Regions from separate parts of the Homo sapiens genome. Here region 2 is linked to region 1. A link is a loop called in an ENCODE intact Hi-C map of the cell type or tissue named here. Cell type or tissue: gastrocnemius medialis. All regions are shown on one strand. Each heading gives the region's core, and the rest is flanking DNA. Links, peaks and the distances in the headings are about the cores only. Region 1 overlaps LINC02278 (long intergenic non-protein coding RNA 2278). Region 2 has its middle 180 kb from the start of LINC02513.

What was found. Peaks named below come from ENCODE experiments on the same cell type or tissue, not always from the same donor. Only the 100,000 strongest peaks of a DNase experiment are listed, where the experiment ranks them.
Region 2: it touches region 1 in a loop (2.4-fold over the local background); 4 of 110 quality-filtered maps call a loop at or near these places.

The regions. Positions count from the first base shown.
Region 1 is chr4:38,569,671-38,581,003 of GRCh38, reverse strand. It overlaps LINC02278 (long intergenic non-protein coding RNA 2278), which reads right to left. Exons shown (of 3, transcript NR_146991.1): 3 at 7,044-10,552. Among named protein-coding and RNA genes, the nearest start is that of LINC02278, 11 kb to the right of the region's middle. In gastrocnemius medialis, for the core only: no CTCF peak of the experiment used is centred there; DNase peaks (open chromatin) are centred at 5,463, 5,893 and 6,233; H3K4me3 peaks cover 649 bases; H3K27ac peaks cover 2,095 bases.
Region 2 is chr4:38,184,154-38,195,486 of GRCh38, reverse strand. No RefSeq gene overlaps it. Among named protein-coding and RNA genes, the nearest start is that of LINC02513, 180 kb to the left of the region's middle. RefSeq lists enhancers at 5,761-5,930, 8,103-8,272. In gastrocnemius medialis, for the core only: no CTCF peak of the experiment used is centred there; a DNase peak (open chromatin) is centred at 4,436; H3K27ac peaks cover 1,124 bases.

The DNA of each region.
Region 1 (11,333 bases), core at 1,445-9,444:
GGAAGCTGAAGAGGGAGACCCTTCAATGCTCACTGCATAGCAACATGGTTGTAGTCACATGAACTAGGCTTGGACACTGACGCTGAAATTCCGAAACTTGGATGATGGCACAGGAATGGGACTAAGTGAGGCAAAGAAGCATCTAGGGTGCTAGGGGGTAACATTTAAGGAGGCACTCATTCTTAGAGTCATGAGAGTGCTGATCTGCATTGGTACGACCCTGAGAGTGAGTGCCTCCTTTTCTTTCTTTTTTTTTTTTTTTTTTTGAGACGGAGTCTCATTCTGTTGCCCAGGCTGGAATGCAGTGGCATGATCTCAGCTCACTGCAAGCTCCACCTCCCGGGTTCACGTCATTCTCCTGCCTCAACCTCCCGAGTAGCTGGGACTACAGGTGCCCGCCACCGCACCTGGCTAATTTTTTGTATTTTTTAGTAGAGACGGGGTTTCACCGTGTTAGCCAGGATGGTCTTGATCTCCTGACCTTATGATCCACCCGCCTTGGCCTCCCAAAGTGCTGGGATTATAGGCATGAGCCACCCCGCCCGGCCATGAGTGCCTCCTTAAATGGTGTGCCATAGGCTGCTGGCTTGCCTCTCCTAGTCCCACAGCCTTGGTGTGATACTTGGAAAGTCTGGAAAGTCAGCAAGCAGATCATCACAGTGGTGGTGGCAGAGATGATGCCAGTGCAGTATGCAGTAGTGATAGTACTAGTGACAGCCGAAACAGTGAGAATGGTGGCCGTGGATGCAGTGTTGCTGATTCCAATGGTAGCGTGAACACTGGGATAAGCTTAGATCTGGTTCTCATGGGAAAGACTCCTGGTTCTCCTGCCTTTGGTTTTGTCAGTTCCTTGATAATCCATCCGATCCAGTATGTTTCTGCCTAAGTGAATCAGAGTTGGTTTCTGTTGCTTGCCACCAAGAACTCTCACTAACACAGTGGGATTGTGAGCAATTTATACTTTTTTTTCACCTTTATCCTTTTTCTTTGTTTTTATTTTTTTCATATTAATAAGCAGATTGATTTTTCACGGAAGGCCAAAACTTGTTGTCAATTTGTTTTGTCATCAAGTAGATCAAAGTGTGTAGGGCGGGCTCCCAACTGAGTCCATTAGGCAGTTCAGTGATGTTAACATCAAGAACCTGGATACTTTCCATCTCTCCACTGTTCCACCATTGATGTGGGCTTCATCTTCATGTTAGTGGCAGCCTGGCTATGCCAGTTCCAGGAGTTACATGCAGGAATGGCAATGCCAAAGGGAGAATAGGAGGGCCTCTTCCTATGGTGCTTTCTTAAGAATGAAGAATAATTTTCCAGGAGTCTCACTCCAGAATTCTCTTTAATTTTCTTGGCCAAAATGAGGTTATGTGCCTAAGCATGTCTTAACTGCTGACAAGGGCAATGGAATTCTCCTCAGATCAATCAGACCCATTCCTAAAGCTAGTGTTTGTTTACCCCAAGGAACATGACTCTGTAGGAAAGAGGAGATTATATGAATAAAACTAGGGTTCTCTTAGGAAAGAAGAAGGGTAGAGTGGAGGCTGGATAGTCAACCTGCAGTATCCATAATGTATTTTGATTGGTCTTTGAGTGTTTTTGCCCACCTTTGGATGTGTGGCTGCAATCTGAGTACTAATGTATATATTGGCTTTCTTAGGCAACTGTTTGTCCTGTCTTCTGATACAAGTTTTGTTTTGTTTTGTTTATTTTGTTTTGAGACGGAGTTTCACTCTTGTTGCCCAGGCTGGAGTTCAATGGCGCCATCTTGGCTCACTGCAACCTCTGCCTCCTGGGTTCAAGTGATTCTCCTGCCTCAGCCTCCTGAGTAGCTGGGGTTACAGATGCCTGCCACCATGCCTGGCCAATTTTTTGTATTTTTAGTAGAGACAGGGTTTCACCATGTTGGCCAGGCTGGTCTTGAACCTCAGACCTCAGGTGATTCACCCTCCTCAGCCTCCCAAAGTGCTAGGATTACAGGCATGAGCCACCATGTCCGGCCCTGATACAAATTTTAAAATGCTGACTATAACATAGTAAAACAGTAAAAAATTAAACATAGAATTACTATATGAGCCAGCAATTCCACTTCTGGACATACACACAAAAAATAATTAACAACAGGGATTTGAACAGAGACTTATACACCAATACTCATAGCAACATTGTTCACAATAGCCAAAAGGTGGGAGCAACCAAAATGTCCAGTGACAGATGAACAGAGAAACAAAATGTGGTCTATACATACAATGGAATATTATTCAGCCTTAAAAAAGAAAGAAATCCTGTCATATGCTACAACATGGATGAACCTTGAAGACATTACGGTAGGTATAATAAGCCAGTCACAAAAAGACAAACACTGTGTGATCCCACTCATATGAGGTACTTAGAGTAGTGAAATTCACAGAGACAGAAAGGACAATGGTGGTTTCCAGGGGCTGGAAGAGAGGAACATGGGGATCTATTGTGTAATGGGTACAGAATCTCAGTTTGCAAGATGAAAAAAGTTCTGGAGATGAATGGCGGTGATGGTTGCACCATGTGAATGCACTCAATGCCATAGAACTGGATACTTAAAAATGGTTAAGATGATACATTTTATTTCATGTGTATTTTACCACAATGTAAAAAATGAATAAAAGATAAAAAAGTCCATTTTAATAGTTAATTTTATGTGTCAACCTGGCTAGGCTATGATAACATTAGTTTGGTCAAACACTAGCCGAAATGTTGCTGTGAAAGTGTTTTTTACATGCGACTGATATTTAAATAAATAGACCTGGAGGAAACCAGATTCCTCTCCATAATGTGAATGAATCTCCTTTAGTCAGTTGAGGGCCTTAAGAAAAAAGACTGAGGTCCCCTGAGGAAGAAGAAATTCTACCCCCAGATTTTTTCTGAACTCAAGATTGCAACATCAACTTTTCCCTAGGTTTCCAGGCTGCTGGCCTGCCTTGCAGATTTCGAACTTGCCAGCCCCCACAATCAGGTGAGTCCACTCCTTATTTTAAGCTTTTAATCGCTCTCTTTCTCTGTGTGTATGTGTGTTTGTTTATTTATTTATATACATCCTGTTGGTTCTGTTTCTCTGCAGAACACTGACTAATACGCCCATGTTTTTCATAAGCCTTATATGATATTTATAAAAATTTTATAATTAAACAAACACTGCCTGTATTTTTGTTATCAGAGGATGTAGGATACCTGAAGATTCAAAGCTGTAAATCACAGTAAATGTCCAAGTAAATGTCCTTGGTGGAAGTTGTGTAGGAATAGATGAGGAAGTGTGTGGGAAGTATTTTGTCCTTGACCAAATAAATGTCCATGAAATGGGTGGAAGTTGCATAGGAATAGATGAGGAAGTGTGTGGGATGGGGAAACCCCACAGAGCTTTTCCCCTTGGCCTAGAATTCCCTTCTTCTACATAGTCCCTGGTGTAGTCTTTATAAAACCACTCAAAACTGTGGCTGGTCTAGCAAGCACTTGAAAAATGTTACTGGCTTTTATTATTATTTTTGAATGAGATGTGTCTTCCCCACTCATAGTATTTTCTAGGTGGAGGAAGCTCCACTTGGGGAATAATCTGTCCTTCCCCTCCTCTCTCCACTCACAGCCTGCTGAGTTTAGGAGAAACTGAGTATATGGCTACTGTAACAAATTACCAGAAACTGGGTAACTTAAAGCAACAGAAATGGATTTTCTTGCAGTGCCGGAGGCCAGAAGTCCAAAATCAATGTGTGGACTGGGTTGGTTTCTTTTGTAGGCTCTAAGGAAGAATTCATTCCCTGCCTCTCTCCTGGTTTTGGGTGCTGGGTTTCTGAAATCTTTGGTTTGAATCCAGGTTTCTTAACCTGTAGATGCATCACACCAATTTCTGCCTTCATCTTCACAAGGCTTTCTCCTGTCTGTCTTCTGCTCTTATCTTCTAAGAACACCTGCCATTTGATTTAGGGCCCACTCTAATCCAGGATGATCTCATCTCAAGGTCCTTAACTTAATTACATCTGCAAAGATCCTTTTTCTAAATGAGCTCACATTTACAGACTCTTTCTATATGTGTATGTATGTCTTTCTCTATATAAACGCATAGTATGTGTGGGTGTGTGGGGCACACTCAGCCCACCACATTAGGCGTGTGCATTTCAGCTTCTTCCTCTCCTTTTCTTCTTGGAGTAAGTCTGCCTGTTGAGAACACGTGTTCTCCTCTGATTCTGCTGTGTAGGTTTTCCAAGGGCCTTGCCCTCCATTATAAAGCTTGCTGTGGCCTAGCAATACTGGATGGATAAATCTGTCTATTTCTGAGTTCAGAATTGGAAACCCACTTACCTTACCTGAAGCTATAAAGTCTTCTTCGATATCAACTTTATCAAGTAAATGTGATAGTTTGGTCTCCCATCTGCTCTATTCTCTGATCTTATTTCTCAATCAGCTGATAATTCAAGTATGGAAGAAAAGTGCCCCTTTTTGCGGGACTCCCTTGAAAATTCAATAAATATCACTTAAGCCTCAGCTCAAAGGTTGGTAACCTTCTAAATTTTCCCCTCCCTCTCACAGGCAGAGTTAACCATGTCTTCTGGGCTCCCATACTCCTTTGTATTATCTTCTGTTATTTCCATTTTTTCCTGTTGGATTATAGTTTTCCGAAGGCCATCTCCCATGTTCCATCCACCAAATAGAATTGTACTTTGACAACCCAGACATCCTCCTAAGAGCTACAGCCCAGGGTTCATGAGTAGGCACTGTGCATCCTGTTACTCTGTCATGCTTTTGATTTCATTGTCATCTTTGTTTTCTTTGCTAATATAGTCATGAATAAGAAAGGAAATGTTGCTTCTTTACTGGAAATGGGATCCGAGATATCTTGTACTTTTTGTCAAACCAATTTATGGGCTTTGCCTACTGAAATAATGTGGTCTTATATACTGCTTTCTATATCTTATAATTGAGAACTACTTTTTTTTTTTAGCTTTTGAAAGGTTAATAAATACAATGAATGCATAAGAAAGAACATAAAACTCACACATCATCCCACCATCAACAGTCACTGTCAGCTTATCTTTCCAGTTTATTCTCTCTATATTCTATATGTGAATGTGTATAATTAATTCAGTAATGATACTATATAACTTGCATACACTGACTTTTATTGAACAGTATATCAGTGGGCATTTTCCCTTGTCACGATGTTCTCCAAGTCATATTTTTGAACAGTTGTATGATATTCCTTACAAATATATTAAAATTTATTCAAGTATTTTCTTTTCCTCTGGTATTCAAGTTGTTTTTAATTTTTGGTTATTTTATTTTATTTTTTGAGACAGAGTCACTCACTCTGTCACTCAGACTGGAGTGCAGTGGTGCAATCTCAGCCAACTGCAACCTCTGCCTCTCAGGTTCATGCGAATCTCGTACCTCAACCACCCAAGTAGCTGGGATTACAGGTGCCTGCCAACATGCCCGACTAATTCTTGTATTTTTAGTAGAGATGGGATTTCACCATGTTGACCAGGCTGGTCTCCAACTCCTGACCTCAGGTGATCTGCCTGTCTTGGCCTCCCAAAGTGAACTTTTGGTTATTTTAAATAGCTCTAAAAATGTGTTTTCAAATATCTGTCATAGCTCTGACATGATTTGTAGCAAAGCTGAATGGTTGACACAGTCAAAGTTAGGATGGCAATCAATACATTGGGACATCATGCTGGAGGAAAGTCAGCGCTGGCATGAGTGCCAGCCTCTGCCACACCACTCTTGGGATGAGAGCTGCTGCAGACAGTGCTCTCTGCGTGGGTGGATGTGATTTCTGCCAGGACCCTGCTTCCCTGGCTATGGTGCACTGAACTGAGAACTGATGCCCGACCCAAAGGCAGCCATCCATGGAGAGTCCAGTGGCCAGCGGCTGATGCCAGAGCTCCACCCAGCGAGGTCACTGTACCCTGGATGATGAGTGGCCAGTCAAACAAAGCCTCTTTCACACATTTTGAATTTGAGACTTATCAGAGGACTAAGCCAAAAAGTTGGGCCGAAAAAGGCAGACGTCCTGAGAGGAGTCTGCAAGCCATATCCACACGGCAGTAGGAGCCACAACTAAGCGGGAGCCATGGAGGAGAGAAAAGGAATGCAGAGAGGATTTAGCAGCACGAGCAGAGAAAGCAGGGCAGAGCGTGGCTGAGTCATCACACTGGCAGAGCACTAGAGAAGGAGCAACAGATGCTTGCCGTTGAAGCAATGTCAAGAAGAACAGGTGGCTGGAGGTATACTATGTCCTGAATGACATTCCTGGCTCTGCCAGACCCGCCAGGCAGCTGCTAAAACTGCTTCCTGTTCTTCCCTACTTCCTCATAATGAACCACATTAATGCAAGTCACCAGAGCACGTCTCTTTTCCTGGCAACCCGAAAGAGCCTAATCAACACCACGTAATATTCGTATCTCTCTTATGGCACACATCAGGTGGCATGATGATGATTTGAGTTCTATGATTCTCCCTGACTAGACTCCTTGAGGTCAAAAACTGTATTTAATGTCTTTCAGAAGATATCCTCAGCAATGGGGACAGTTTAATAGCATGTAGTAGGTGCTTCCTAACTGTTTGATGAATGAATGAGGAATGTAAATGGTCCTGGGGTCAAAATAGCCATTGCAAAACATTTCTGTAGAGGAGATAAGTTTTTGGTTTCTTGTTTTGTGTGCTATTTATAAGGGGTGTAAAAACTCTTAATCTCAAGAATTTTATTTGAGGCTGGGTGTGGTGGCTCATGTCTGTAATCTCAGCACTTTGGGAGGCCAAGAGTTCAAGACCAGCCTAGTCAACATGGTGAAACCCCGTCTCTACTAAAAATACAAGAATTAGCTGGGCATGGTGGCACATGCCTGTGATCCCAGCTACTTGGGTGGCTGAGGCACGAGAATCGCTTGAACCCAGGAGGCGGAGGTGGCAGTGAGCCAAGATTGCGCTACTGCACTCCAGCCTGGGTGACAGAGTGAGATTGTCTCAAAATAAAAAAAAAAATTAAAAAAAAAGAATTTTATTTGAAACAATGGCTTGGTGAAAATTTTCCTTTAATTTTTTTTGTAAATAAAACACATTAAATATACATACATACATACATACATACATAATTTATTCACCAAACATTTACAGTCTAAGCTCTGAGTATACATTAGTAAGCTCAATGGAGAGAAAGCACATAATAAGAGAGTTCCAGCCCTTGCAGGGCTCTCAGGCTAAGAAAAGAGTCATGTTAGCCCAATTAGGAAAATAAGGCTATGCAGAATGGGATGAAGTGGTGCAAAGTGCTGAGGAATTTTCTTGGTGAAATGTGATTTTGAATAAGACATGGCAAGTTGCACAGAAAAGCACTTGCTATTAAGGTGACATGAGCATCTCTTAAAACAGTGATTAGGCTGGGCGCGGTGGCTCACGCCTGTAATCCCAACACTTTGGGAGGCCGAGTCGGGAGGATCACAAAGTCAGGAGATGGAGACGGTCCTGGCTAACACGGTGAAACCCCATCTCTACTAAAAATACAAAAAATTAGCCGGGCGTGGTGGTGTGCGCCTATAGTCCCAGCTGCTGGGGAGGCTGAGGCAGGAGAATGGCGTGAACCCGGGAGGCGGAGCTTGCAAGTGAGCGAGATTGCGCCACTGCACTCCAGCCTGGGCTACAGAGCGAGACTCCGTCTCAAAAAACAAAAGCAAAAACAGTGATTAGCGATTTCCTTTACATTGTCAGTTTAATGAGACAGGAGATTCCAATTTCAGCCTTTTTATAGTTTTTGGGAATGTATTGGGTTGTGGGTTCCACAGTGTACTTTCTCCTGGGAAAGTACACTTACCAACTGTCTTGAGGCAAGGTGTTGTTATTACTCTTTCAAATGAGACAAGAAATCACTAAATATTGTATCCCAAATGAGACTTAGCAAATAGTTCTCTGATATAACAGAGTTGCATAAACTTGCTGATGTTTTTCAAGAAACTGAATGAGTTCAGTTTGGCAATGTGAAGTTGCAATATCACCATGCTTACATTTGCTGATAGCATGCCAGCAATTAAGTTGAAACCTAACTTTATGACTCAAAGAGCAAAACATTAATTTTATCACACTCAAGCTTTGAGCAATAGTTACTGAGATACTAAGTTTAAAAAATAAGTAACATTGTTGAATTTCTTGTTAGATATTATAGATACATTTGAGAAACATCTTCCCAGTGAACACTTAAATTAACAGAGGAGATTGTTTGTAGAATTAAACTTTGAAATAAAACTTCCCATTGCTCAGACTTTCAACCTACTTACACTTTGGCACAAGTTTAATTTAAGACTATTTTGAATGTTCCAGGTGTAATTTAAACAGGTATGCTATTTAAAAAACAGTTACCAGTAATGAATCAGAATTTTCTCAATACTGTGCAAATAAAATACAGAAACAAAGTGAGTGTTAAAACTGGTATAAACCTGCAATCCCTTATCCTAAATTTAAAATTTTCACATTGGTCAAAATAGAATAAACTGTGTTTTTTTTTTCCTGTGCATCCTCCTTCCGGTGACAGCAGCTCGATTTTCCTTCGAGACCTGGATGTATGCAGGACCCACCATGCTCATTTGGGATACACCATTGTGTTGGCCACAGGTTCAGGGATGGACATGTGAGGCGGGCCAGGTCGCTGAGGCTTAGTTCTGGGACTGTGGTGGGCTTTGGTAGGAAAGGAAGATTGCCGCTTGTAAAGGTGATTCTAAGCCCAGCGTTCCTGGGGACTACCAAGGATGCTCATGTTGAGAATGAAGCAGCTACTATAGAGGGGACATGGAGCTGAGAAATCAGCTGAAGCTTTGATAATATTCTTTCAGCCCCACAATCAACTGATTCCTGAATCCCAGAACCCCTCCTGGATTTATATGGGTAATAAATCTTCTTCCTCCCTTCCCCCACTTTTTTTTTTCCTGAGTTAGTTTGAATTGAGTTTTCAGTCACTTGCACAGAGTGCAAAATCTTGACTCATGTGCAGACGATTAGAATTGTTCTCATTGGTTAACTTAAGAATAAGCAAGCTTAATAAAGTTAAGATTATAAAAGCACGTTTGTACTAATGAAACATCACCCGCTTGTTTTTGTTGTATACATTCATGTTTTACATAAGAATTACTTGAAACAAGCTCTGTTGAAATATGAAAATTAAAAAATAAATGTATAAAAATATAAAACCTCTACAACCCCCCGGCCTACAAATAAAGTCAAATCCACGTGTAGCAAGTCATTCCAGACCATTCGTAGTTGGTCCTGACCTCCTTTCCCTCCTCAGACCTTTCATTCCTTCCATGCCACATTTCTAGAACTCTGTCCAGCTTTCTCGGCTCCTCTGCTCTTCTGCTTCTTGCTCAGTGTCTGTTCTCTGCTCAAAACACCACCTTTTTCTGCTCTTTTTTTTCACTCATGCTTTAAGGTTCAGCTAAAGAGCACATCCTTGTTAAAGCCTTCCAGAGTCTTCCCATAGAGAATTCCTTGCTCTTCCTTCTGCTCAGCCATCCTCACAGTCCGACGTGTATTACTGCTATGTGGACTTAAGTGCATTCTGTCCAGTCTGGAGTCTCACAGGCAGGGCCTACATTTGGTTCATCTGTGTATCCCTCCTGCTTGAAGGCTGTCTGCCACATAGTAGATATTCAATGCATATTTGTCAAATGAAATTTCAATATGTGGCATCAGGTTGCTTATTCTCTTTTTTACTCTCCTACATGCTACAGGCAGGCTTTTCTCATCTAGGGTGTAAAAGAAGCCATATATACTCAGTAGTAGTTTTGTTGGCATTCACAGTCATCAAACACCATAAATGACCCATGTTCCAGCCATTCAAAGAGTCCCAGTCCAAGGGTGAACTTTTATTAGCTCTATTTATTGGCCCAAACATAAACTCCTTGGTTTCAATGGGACCTTGAGCTGAATATAGAAACGCACAGATCAAAGAGGCTCCAAGGTCATTCAGTATTGTGCACATTACCATTCTTTATCAATTCAAACTTCAGTTGAGTGGTTTAGTACTTTTTCCTTGGTAGTGTTTATTTATCACAAGAATAGGAGATGCTTACCAAGGACTTTACAAGTATTTCAAAACACATCCAGCTATCAGGAGGCTTGCTTTGTAACCAGCTACACTGGGCGTGTCACCTTCTTTGGGCATCACTCATGCCTCGTGTCACCTCTTTCAGGCTGCTTAATTGACTTGCGTGTTTTGGACCATCTGACTTGGTACTGACTTCCCATATTTCCTGAATAACTAATGATAGATATTATATTTATGAGGATTAACCACTCCCGATTTCAGTTGGACTTGTTGGACAACATTAAATGCTCTTAAACTGGCCTTCTCCTATTCCTGATGGACTTTCTTGGGGATTAAGCACTCCATCCCACTTTACCCTGTATCACAGTCATGGCATCCTCACACTCAGAAGAGAATTCGTGTCCAGAAGAGTTCATGCTTTTAACTGGAGGACAATTTGTGGTGGTGACCTAGTTCCCCCTGAGTGATTAGGAATGCTTTCTTTGTGAAAACCATCTGCAGAGAAGTGAAGATACAAACATTAGGTTTGTTGGGATGGGATAGGGTCAGTGTAGAGCTATCAAGTCTAAACTCCTGTCTTTGAGACTGAAATCTGCTGGATTGTTAGTGGGAGGAAGAAAGGGGTTGGCAAGAGAGAAGACACAGTTCCACGCCCTTGGGCAGTCAGTCCTTCTTGACTGGACTATACAAGCAAATTATAGGTTGGAGGACACTGTTTGGGACATGTACTGACATGTTAAAAAGAGATGGCTGCTCTGATTTTCCGGCAGTCAATCCCATCTTAAACCATTTTATTTGCAAGTTTACCTTCTATGTTGATTTGGTTGTCTATTGGTAGCCCTTTCTGGGCTTATGCAATTGCTTCTTCCTAGCAGTCAAGGCTGGGGAAACATCACAAGAGTTGTAAACTCAAAGGAGATTTTTTTTTAATGTGTTTGGTGTGGATGTGTTGCTTTTAGTGATTAAAACCTGAACAATTCAGATAACTTTCCTCCTATTCTCTTTAGATCTTTTTGTTATTTTCCTGATAATGTACAATTATACATATTTTAGAACATAGAATAAAAAAAGAAATATGATCATACGTGACTATTTTCTGATCCCTGGAATCCATGCAGGGACAGTATGTTGTTAAGGAAAGGGCAGCTTTGGAATCTGTTGAACCTGGGTTCAAATCCTATCACTGGATCCTTCTCAAGTGTAGAATAGAATGAGGCTATTATGAGGTTCAGAGAGAATATGTATTATAATACCCTATTCTTTTTTTTTTTTTTTT
Region 2 (11,333 bases), core at 1,067-9,066, 390 kb after region 1:
TCACAAAAGAAGTAGAGTCTGAAGAGCTCATGTCTGACCCCAGGAAGGAGAGAGGAGATGCTATAAAAATCAATGCATATAGGCATAATTAGATTGGATGGTTCTCTGAGCTCTGCGGAAAAAATAGCACATAAAAATAATTATGTTATAAACTGACTCTTTCCTATATATAGCAAAGACAAATAATCACCCACTTCCCCAGTTGATCTGTTTTGTGAGTCCCTGTTTTTAAATATTGAGTTTTCTGAAAAGTTCACCTCATTAGCAGAAGTTCTAATGGCAGCCATCAAGTTTTATCCAGGCATAGGGGTGACCTGGAGGTCCCTGCAGAGAGAGGTGAGGTGGGGGAAGGGCTATTGCAGGAACTGGGTGATTCCTCCACAGGGGAAATCTGGCCACTTGGGCAAAATCAGAAGCACAGATTCCGGATTTCTGCTCCTGCTGCTCTTCCAGTCCTGTGCCTTGCATGGCTGGAGGATTTTGGAGGAGAGTAAATCTCAAAGCTCTCTCCAAATCTTCCTGCTCTGCACTTTCACACCTGCTTTGGAATTCTTTAACAGTCTCACTGCAAAATGCCTGGGATCAACAGTGGGGCAGAAACCACCTAGATTATATGGGTATAACGGTAAATGAAAAACAGAGATCTCCAGATAATTAGATGGTCCCAGGTCTGATGTGTTGATGTCAAGGGTGCTTTCTATAAGTACAGGTATAAGTGAAAAAAAACCAATCTCTCTTCCTCTAAACAGCTCAACCAAAGAAATAAGCCCCTACCAGATATCAGCTCTGATGAAGTTAGACCCCAACAATGACCTTTGACATTCTCTCTCAGGAGCTCACTGCCAGCAATGCATGGAGGGGCAGATGGATTTCTCTCAGAGACCACTTTTCTAATTTGCTAAGAGACTGTTCCAAGCCGAGTCATGTCAGGAAATGCTACCTGGTGGCAACCCTTGTCCTTCTACCCAAGAAACTTCACTTCCCATTTCTTTTTAATTGTTTCCTCCCTCTGTCCATGAGAGCAATTTAAGTCACTCTGATTCCCCACTAACAGCCTACTGGATGACAACAGACCAGAACGGAGAAGACATTCCAGAAATAGGAAACCACTGTGAAAAATACCTGCTAGAGTTCCATTAAGCCTTGGGAATCAGGACCACTCCCTGGTAATTTAATTGTTCAGAATGGAAGGGGAGTATATTTTTGATGGTCTTCTAGCAGCTTCAGACAGGGACTGTGAATCCATCATTTACTCAGCAAGCATGTATTAAATTGAATGCCTGTACTAAGTTAGGTACAGATGGTGTTTAATAGCTGATATTTAGTGAACACTTACAGGCCAGGTGCTGGGTTAGTGCTTACTTGGGATGCATTATCTAATGTAATCTTCACAAATGCCTGTGAGTGTCTTGCTATTATAATTCCCAATTTATGATCAAGAACATGGAGGCACTGCTGCAGGGCGCCATGGCTTGTGTCTATAATCCCAGCTACTTGGGAGGCTGAGGCAGGATGCTGAGGTGGGAGAATTGCTTGAGACCAGGAGTTCGAGACCAGGCTGAGCCACATGGCCAGACTCCTATCTCTAAAAAAATTAAAAATTAAAGACCATGAAGGCACTGAGAGGTTAAGCAATTTTCTCAAGATCACAGCTAAATCATGGAAAGGCCAGGACTGAACTCAATTCAGGCACTAGCCTTAACCACTAAGCCCTGTAGCCCCTGAGAGAGATGTACAGAAAAGATTGTGCAACCTGCTCTGTTCCAGGCTTTGCCCTCAGAAAGTCCCTTATAGTAAATTTGAATTTCTCCTACTTCTGTTACAGTCCATTTCCTCTTGCACTGCTCCAGGCTGGAGAAGAATTCGGTGTAGCAGCTTCTGAGAAGTTGAAGGAGGGGCCAGGCAGAAACTGTCCTAGAGTAAGCACTGAGGGGAGCAATGCACTTGGCATACTCAGAGCTGAAACACTTCCAGTGGAGGTCACCTGCAGCCACTGGCAGCCTTATTTGCATTTTCTGAAGCCCCCTCTTTTCCCCATCCTTGGAGTCAAGGTACATTTACCTGCTGAGAAGTCAGAAGTCTCCCTCTGATGCAACACATGTGGCATTTTCTGAAGCTGATAGTGTTCATGGAAAAGGGCAAAGAATGCTTTTATGCCCATTCAGAGAAGAAGTCCCTTAAATAAACAGTGTTTTCTGTGCCTTGGAACCTGCAAACCCGGGGACTCAGTCCTACTCATCACAGGCTAATTCCCCGGCATGACATAGCCTTCTAGCTCAATTGAGCATGTCCAAAATGTGAGCATGTTAGAGGCTTGTTAAAACACAGATTGCTGGGTCCCACCCCACGGGTTCCATAGGTCTGAGATGGGGCCCCCAAAACATGCATTTCTAACAAGCTCCCAGGTAATTCTGATGCTGCTGGTATGGGAAAAACACACACAAAGCTCCAGAGAGAGCTTTGTAGAATTCCTGCCGCTCTGTTAACACATGCAACACCATTCCTATACACCGGAGCTTCAAACATTCCAGAATACCATATTATTTAAAATCTCAGATGCACAAGTAAGTGTTCGAAGTTAGAGGTAGTGGGAGTGAAGAAATAAGGACAGGTTGAGCCCAGACTGAACAGTAACTTAAGAATAAACCTCTTGAGGACTGGTGGATCCAATAAAGAGGAAGCTGAGAGAGCTTGTTTATAGTCAGGCTTTCTACCTGCTTTCTGAGAGCACCAAAGTTGGTCTGGGCAAAGCCAGTCTTACCCTGCCCTGCCCTGCCCTGCCCGGACCTGCCCAAAGTGTTTTCTCCTTTCTCAGGAGGGAATAGACTTATATCCCAGGCACAGGATAGTGGCTGTATTTGCATTCCCTTCCCAGGAAAAGACAGGAGCATCTCTCCTGCCTGCCCTATGGACCCGTTAGCATCTCCTCCATCAAGTTCCCATTTGGACCCTAGGAGTTCAATATCAACAGCTGAAAGGAAGGTATCCTGAATCTCATATGCAGTCACAGTTCTGGAAAGTCTGGAGGTCAGGAGCTACAAAGTGGATGAGGGACCTGACTCTTGTCTTATCCAAATGACTTTACCCATGTCATTCTCTCTAAATGGATATCCCTTTCTCCTGGGTCTCTTGGTGAACTCCTAGCCTTCTTTCAAATCTCCACTCAGGCATTTCGTCTCTGGGAAGCAATCCTCAGCATCTTGGGTAGACTCCGCAGATCTCCTCTGTGCTTTTGCTCGAGGACATCCACACTTCAGTACTGTGTGAGTCTAAGAGACAGGACCAACGTTCTTAACTTGTGAGTATCCCTAGCCTGTCTCCTCTCTCCTCACCATCGAAAGAGGCCTTTTCCCATTGGTTTTTGCCACTCTCCCTGGGGATAAAGATTTCCCTTGCAGAATTATTCTTTTCTGTAATATAGCATCAAAAGTTAGGGAGAGAAAAATGAAGAGGCAGAAGGAAAGGAGGATATTTAGTAGAGATGAAAGGCATGTGGACTCGGGCTAGAAAGATTTCTTTTCTCTCTACAAGGGTAAAGGGAAAAGTGCACAGGCCAGGGCAGTTTTCTGCAGCGTTTTGAGGAAAGAGTGCCAGGGCAGACTCAGGGTGTGAGGAAGTGGATAGAAAATGGAAGGAGGCTGAATTAAGGGTAGCCTGTGTAGATTCCATTTACAGAGTTTGAAAATACAAGGTTGGGCACAGTGGCTCACGCCTGTAATCCCAGCACTTCAGGAGCCCAAGGTGGGCGGATCATGAGGTCAGGAGATCGAGACCATTCTGGCCAACATGGTGAAACCCTGTCTCTACTAAAATACACAAAAAAATAAGCGGGGCATAGTGGTGCGCACCTGTAGTCCCAGCTGCTCGGGAGGCTGAGGCAGGAGAATGGCGTGAACCCAGGAGGCGGAGGTTGCAGTGAGCCGAGATTGCGCCACTGCACTCCAGCAGCCTGGTGACAGAGCAATACTCTGTCAAAAAAAGAAGAAGAAGAAGGAGAAGGAGAAAGAGCAAAGAACTTAAGTTTTTCTGAAATATCTTTCACTCCCTCTTTCTTTGACTGCTCTGGGACTATATGTTTTTGTTGGGTTACATTTTAGTCCTTCTCTAAAGTCCTTTGATTTTGCCCTTCTCAGTGTTGGGCACAGAGGCTGGCCCATGATATTATATAAGGTTGATGTAAAAGTAAATGCAAAATCGAGTAATGGCAAAAACCACAATTAACGTTTGCACCAACCTAACAGATGTGCAGACTGGGTTAGCCTCTCTCCTCCCTTCTTTCCTCTGTCAGTCTTGAGAAGCCCATCGTGCTGAAAGGGCGACAGCATGGATCAGGGGCTGACAGGACAACTGGAGGGAGAGAGGCCAATAAAACATCCCCCTAAGCCTCCCTGGACCGAATACCAGCCACATAGTGCTGATCTTGGCTGGAAGCCCACCATTTACCAACCCCCTACGGGCCTCTGGGGTATGGCTAATTAAAGACATGGTTACTCATTTCATTCCCAAGTCACTATTTAAGGAAGCAGAATCATGCCATTCCTACAAGGCCTCTGACCCTACACTAGAGGCAAACAATGCTAAGGCTTGTCCAAGTGGCTGTAAGTACAAGGCTATCCAAAGAGCACGGGAGGGGGCAGAGGAGGGGAGACCACAGGCCCCACAGCTGGGCCAGCTGCTGGACTGTCCCTTCTTCAATGTCCTCCTCTCTCCCTTTCCCCAAGGGGCCAGGATCTAGTGACAACCCCTCTATAACCAACCCCCCTGCCAGGGCAACTCCTGTGTTTTCTGGGCATACTCAGAGTCACACAGCTGACTCAGAAAAAAGCACCAAAACGATCTCCTTTTGAATTTCAACTAGCAGCAATTTGGAGCGTTTGGGATTTTTCAGTTATTCTTTAAGAAGTAAAGAAAAACATGGCTTTTAATCAACTAACTCTTGTTGAGATCTGCTCTATGCCAGGCCTGGTGCTAAGATGAGGAAGAACAATGTATGAAATGTAATTCCTGCCCTCAAAGAGTATCTAGTCTTATAGATGAAATAGACACATAAACAAATAAATTACACCAATGCGGAATAAGCATAAACGCAGATATGTACTAAGCACAGTACAGAGTAGGTGGTGATAACCTCTCACTGACAGGAGAAGAAAGGTATGCTAGAAATCTAAGGCGGGCTTTGAGGGGCAAATGGGAGTTCATCAGGTAACCAAGTGAGGGAAGAACATCCCCAGCAGAGAAAAATCCTATGCGAATTCATTTAGATCACAGAGAAATAGGTTGAACCTACTAGTTCCAGTGGGTCTCAAGCTTTTTTAACAAACAACTCTTAATACAAGATAAATGGGGAATGGGGATGCCTGTTCTGAAACATCCAGTGCAAGCATAAAATGTCTTAGACTGGCCAGGTGTGTTGGCTCATGATTATAATCCCAGCACTTTGGGAGCCCAAGGCAAGAGGATTGCTTGAGGCCACGAGTTTGCAGCTGCAGTGAGCTATGGATTCCACCACTGCACTTCAGCCTGGGTGATGGAACAAGAACCTGTATCTAAAAGTAAAAATAAAAATAATTGATTTTCATTTTTAATTATGCAAGTTATGCATCATGGTTTACAATATTCTCATGTATTATGATATTAAAATAAGGTTGTGCATTTCTAGTCAGTAAGTTTACTTGACTTTCCAAATGTACATTGTCAAATAAAATTGATACTCCACGGAAGAAGCAGCTCCATGTTGACCCCTTGGCTTCACATTTGCCTGACTCATCCCTGGGGTCAGAGAAAGTCAGTTTACACTGCAGCCTGAGAACTAAAAAGCCTCTAAAAGGGGTTGGAGAGCCAGGCTCAGTGACTCACGCCTGTAGTTCCAGTGACTCAGAAGGCTGAGGTAGGAGGATTGCTTGAGCCCAGGAGGTCGAGGCTGCAGTGAGCAGTATCTTGCCACTGCACTCCAGCCTGGGTGTCAGAGCAAGACTCTGGCTCAAAAAAAAAGAGGGGTGGTGACCAGAGACCAGAGCTTTGTCTCTGAATGTTCAAGTGACTTTTCACACTCATATTTAGGACTGTTGACCAGGTGTGACCACAGTCCCAGTATTTCCACTCCTCTGGAGGTTGAAAGTTTTTCCCCATTCCTGTTAGCCCTCTCTGACTACCACGCTGGTTGACTTGAGGAAGATGCCACCTGTGGGGTCAGGGAAGCCAATCAGGCAATGAAAGAGTGGGCAAGGGGAATCTCTCCCACAAAACCAGCATCCAGGGGCCTTCCAAGCTAAGTGTGCAACTGATAGCCAATCAGATGTAGGGCACCACTGGAGGTTTTAAAAAACCACCTCAAATGAGAGGTCATTGATTCTCCAATCCCAATGCTAGGTTACACCCCAGACCAATTAAGTCAAAACTCAGGGAGTGGCATCCAGGCTTAGAATGTATTAAACCTCCCTGGTGATTCCAATGTGCCAACAAATTTGTGAGTCAGTGAGCGAGGTCACTGTGGTTCTCAACCTGGCTGCACGGGAGAGTCACCTGAGGAGGTTTTTATACCTATGGTGGGGGAGCCACGCCCCAGCCCCATAGATCAGAATCTTCCGGGTTTGCGGCTGGGCAGCAGAATGGCCCTTAGACCCGGGAAGGGAGCCAGCCTATCCTGGCCTGTGCCCTGGGGCACCTTCCTTGAAATTTTCCAGGTTGCACATCCGTGCCTACACCTGCAGGAACTGTCAGAATCGTCCCCGGGGGCACCCTGAGCAAGGATCAGGATGCAGGTACCCACAGAGCTTGGTGACTCGTGCCTTTGCAATCGTCACGACTAGGAGGGTGGCCTGGGCCACTCCCACTGCCCAGAGCAATGTTTCTTGCATGAGAGGTGAGGCCACCAGTGGTGCTGATTTGGGGCAATTCACTCACATGGCGTATAGGGCATGTTCAGGGCCCTGGCTACAGACCATCCACCGCAGACCCCACTTGAGTCACATGTGTGGGTTGTGCATGGCTCTCGCCCTCCATGCTGGGATCCTCCTAAGGTCCTCCACACTGAGCAGTAGGGGCTGCGACATTAGCTGTGCACGCCTGATTGCGGCCACCCAGGCCAGCCACCCACACCTGCTGCAGGCTCCACAGTCTTCCCAGGGTGGCTGTCCAGTCCATTGCTCCTAAAGGCAAACAGACCCTGCGGGTCATTGTCCTCTCATCTCCCACAGATGCAGTGATGTCCCGCAGTCGCTGTCGGTCTCAGGCCGTGCCTGATGAGGGTAGACAGTTGCAGGAAGAGGCCTGCTCTTCTCACTCTTTCCACAAGCCACTACCCTACAGGCTGGTGGCACTGCCTGGCAGGCAGGAATGCAGTCCCTATGGAAATATACCACATTTCAGGAAGGTAGTAATTACTGCCTGGTGGATTCAGAACATGGTTGGAAGGTATCTGTATTAGTCTGTTCTCATGCTGCTAATAAAGACATACCCGAGACTGGGTAGTTTATAAAGGAAAGAGATTTAATGGACTTGCAGTTCCACGTGGTTGGAGAGGCCTCACAATCATGGTGGAAGGCAAGGAGGAGCAAGTCAAGTCTTATATGGATGGCGGCAGGCAAAGAGAGCTTGTGCAGGAAAACTCCCCTTTATAAAACCATCAGATCTCATGAAACTTATTCACTATCATGAGAATAGCATGGGAAAGACCCGCCCCCATGATTCAATTATCTCCCACAGGGTCCCTCCCACAACACATGGGAATTACGGGAGCTACAATTCAAGATGAGATTTGGGTGGGGACACAGCCAAACCATAACAGTATCCTACGTTTGTGCTAGAAAACTTTAAAGAGTAAGTTTCACATCACCAAAAAAGAATTATCCTTCACACTTTCTTGCATACTGGGAAAGACTTGCATTTTCTGTTCACCAAGGGGAAAGCACCTTTAACAGACCATTGAGAGCTGATAATCACATCGAACACACCAGATGAGACAGTTGACCCTTAACAATGAAACAACCCTCAAATTAACAGTATTGAGGCAAAGCAGAAACAAAATCTATTCTTTCAATACAAACTGTTCTGAAGAGCCCTGGCATTGTAATAACAGTGTTGCTATCTTTCTCTTACAGTAGGAGATATGAAATTAATCAGGAATGGTACATTTGATGATAAAGAACAGGAAGAGATTCTGTCTAAACCCCGCGAAGAATCTCTATGTGCACTAACTGGACAATACATAAATCATAAGTAACTCTCTTCTACCCATTCTAATTTTTCTTCAATGCATCACTGTACCTCATATGGGCCCATAAATTTTGTCATGCATTTTCTAGTCAGCTTATTTTTATAGATAAGTGCCCCAGCAAACAATGTGTACCGAGGACCCTGCACATGCTAGGGAAAATCCCACTGGGCATCTTGGGTATTTCTTTCAAAATCTTCCAGGTGATTTCCATTTTGTACCCAGGGTTGTGAGTCCCTATGCCAGAAGCGAGAAGGTGGATGTCCACATGTCAACCAGCTGGTTTCAGCCAGCGACAGAGAAGGGCTACAGGGAGTGTTACAGGTGGGACTGTATCCCCCTAACATTCATATGTTGAAGTCCTAACCCCCAGTAGCTCAGACGGTGACCTTATTTGGAAATAGGGTCATTGCAGATGTACAGATGCTCCTCAACTTACAATGAGGTTATGACCTGATAATCCCATCATAGGTTGAAAATGCTGTTAAGTCAAAAATGCATTTAATATACCTAATCTACTGGATGCCATAGTTTAGTCTACCTTAAACATTCTCAGAACACTTACATTAGTCTACACTGGAGCAAAATCACCTAACACAAAACCTATTTTATAATAATGTGTTGAATATCTCACGTGATTTATTGAATACTGAACCGAATGCATGTCACTTCCATACAATCATAAAGCAGAAATATTGTAAGTGGAACCGTCATTAGGTGGGGGACTGTCTGTAATTCGTTTCAAGATGGGATCATACTGGAGTAGGGTGGCTTCTAATCCAATACGAATGGTGGTGTTCTTATAAAAAGGAAGAAATATGCACATGCAGACATGCACACAGGGAGAATGCCAGGTGAACATGAAGGCAGAGATCAGGGTGATGTGTCTACAAGCCAAGGACTGCCAAAGATGGCAGCAAATCATCGGAAGCTAGGAAAAAGGCCCCGAACAGGTCCTTCCTTCACCACTCTCAGAAGGAACCAACCCCTCTGCTACCTTGGTCTCTGACCTCCTGGCCTCCAGAATGGAGACAGTACATTTCTGTTGTTAAGTCACCCAGTTTGCTGTACTTCGTTTCATCAGCGCTAGCAAACTAATGCAGTGAGGCCCCTCAAAGGCGCCCAATGGAAGTTCAATACACAAAGATTAAAAATGAGTTTTAAAAATAAATGAACAGAAAGTTTCCAGGTGGCAAAAGAATTGGAAAGCATTGGAAATTATTTTCTTGAGTTGCTCTTTTTTAATGCACTTAACACTGCTGCAGGAAGCATCATCCGTCTCCCCAGTGAACATCCTCAATCTGCTGATTGCTAGTGAGAAAATAACTGGTTCGATTTATGTTAAGTTCCTTGAATCCTTTCACTCCTTTGCTCATTTCAACCTGTCAGGCCAAGGAGAGATAATTGCATTAAATCACCTGGCAATTTAAATGTTCCTCTTTGTAGTGTCAAAGGAGTCTTTCTCTTTAATCAATGAAAAACCTGAGGTCTCCCTGGCGAATAGTAAAGCCTTACAATTAAGAGCCCACAGGGAGCTGGATTGAACAGGAGAGATTCTGGGTGCAAAGAGAAGCTTCTCATGGATCCTAATCAGGCTCCCTGCTGGAGGAACCCAGAGATGCCCCATGGGTACCGGACAACAGTGGCCTGTGTGTCTCCCACTGGACACTAAGTCCCTTGAGGGGGAGGACTCTGCCCCTCCCATCTTACCACAGGGCCCTGTTTTCATGATTGTTTAACTGAATCCTCCTCCCTAACCCCCTCTTGGACCCAGAGATTGTGCTTCCTTGCCTGATTACTGTATAAGAGGCGGAAACAAACATCTTAATCAGACATTCATGGCACACAAGCCAGTTAAAAAGGGTCACACAAACCAGTTAAAAAGATGACAAATAGAAATTTAGTTAAGGTCGGTAAAAGGAAATGGGGTTTGAACCTAGAAATAAATTTTTCTTTTTTCTTTCTTTCTCTTTTATTTTCATTTTTATATTTTTGAGATGGGGTATTGCTGTCGCCGAGGCTGGAGTGCAGTAGTGTGATCATAGCTCACTGTAACTTTGACCACTCGGGCTCAAGTGTTCCTCCTGCCTCAGCCTCCCAAATAGCTGGGACCACAGGACACACCACCAAAACTGCCTAATTTTTTTATTTTTATTTTTTGTGGAGACAGGTCTCACTATGTTGTCCAGGCAGGTCTTGAATTCCTGGCCTCAAGTGACACTCCCACCTCGGCCTCCCAAACTGCTGAGATTACAAACATGAGCCACCATGCTCAGACTAAATTTTTCTTTTTGAGAATGTAAATAGAGTTGAGAAATTCTTTGGCTCTTTTGACCTATGGAAATAATTTTCTGATTGAAGAGCCTGAGACTCACCCATCTTCTTGTGTAATACTTTAGTGGATCTAGAGAGCTTTAGGTAAGTCCCTTTTAAAATAAATGCCAAAAAAAAAAAATTAGTATTTTCCATCCTGGCAGTTCTTTTCAAGTCCGCTCCTACTCCAAGGACTTTTCAGTGGATGGATTTGGAGGGGAAAAAACATACTGCAACCTGAAATTGATTGATCGGTCCCAGGCCAGTTGCATTTTCTAGCTGTCTGGCGGGCTTCCTGCCAAATCAACCGCTTGTCCACTAGTTCCCTAAAAATGCCTTTGTTCAAAAAGTTGCAAACACCTAGTGCCATTTTAAGGTGAGCCCTAGCTCCCCTACTGGCTGCATGAATCTCTGCTGTTGAGAGGAAATTTGACATCATTCTTCCATTCTGAAGTCCCGGATTTGAATCCCAGCTTCTTCCGTTATGCAGGTTATTTGGCTAAGACTTGGTTTCCTCATCTCTAAATGGGGATAATAGAAGCGATGTCGGTGTTTTCACAACCTCTTGCGAGGATTAAATGGGAGAGTGAATGCAAATATCCTGATCTATATAGCAGGTGCTCAATAAAAGAGCATCCACCCCAATTGTCTGACCTGCAGCTCAGCTGAGGCTATGAACCTCTTCCCTCGTCCATATGAAAAGTCCAGACGGGGATAGAATCTGTGTCTTCAATTCCCTCTGCCCTGACCCCTTTGTAGTCGCTCTGAGCTTAGGCTCCTGTGCTATAATTTCTGATCGGGGCGCCAG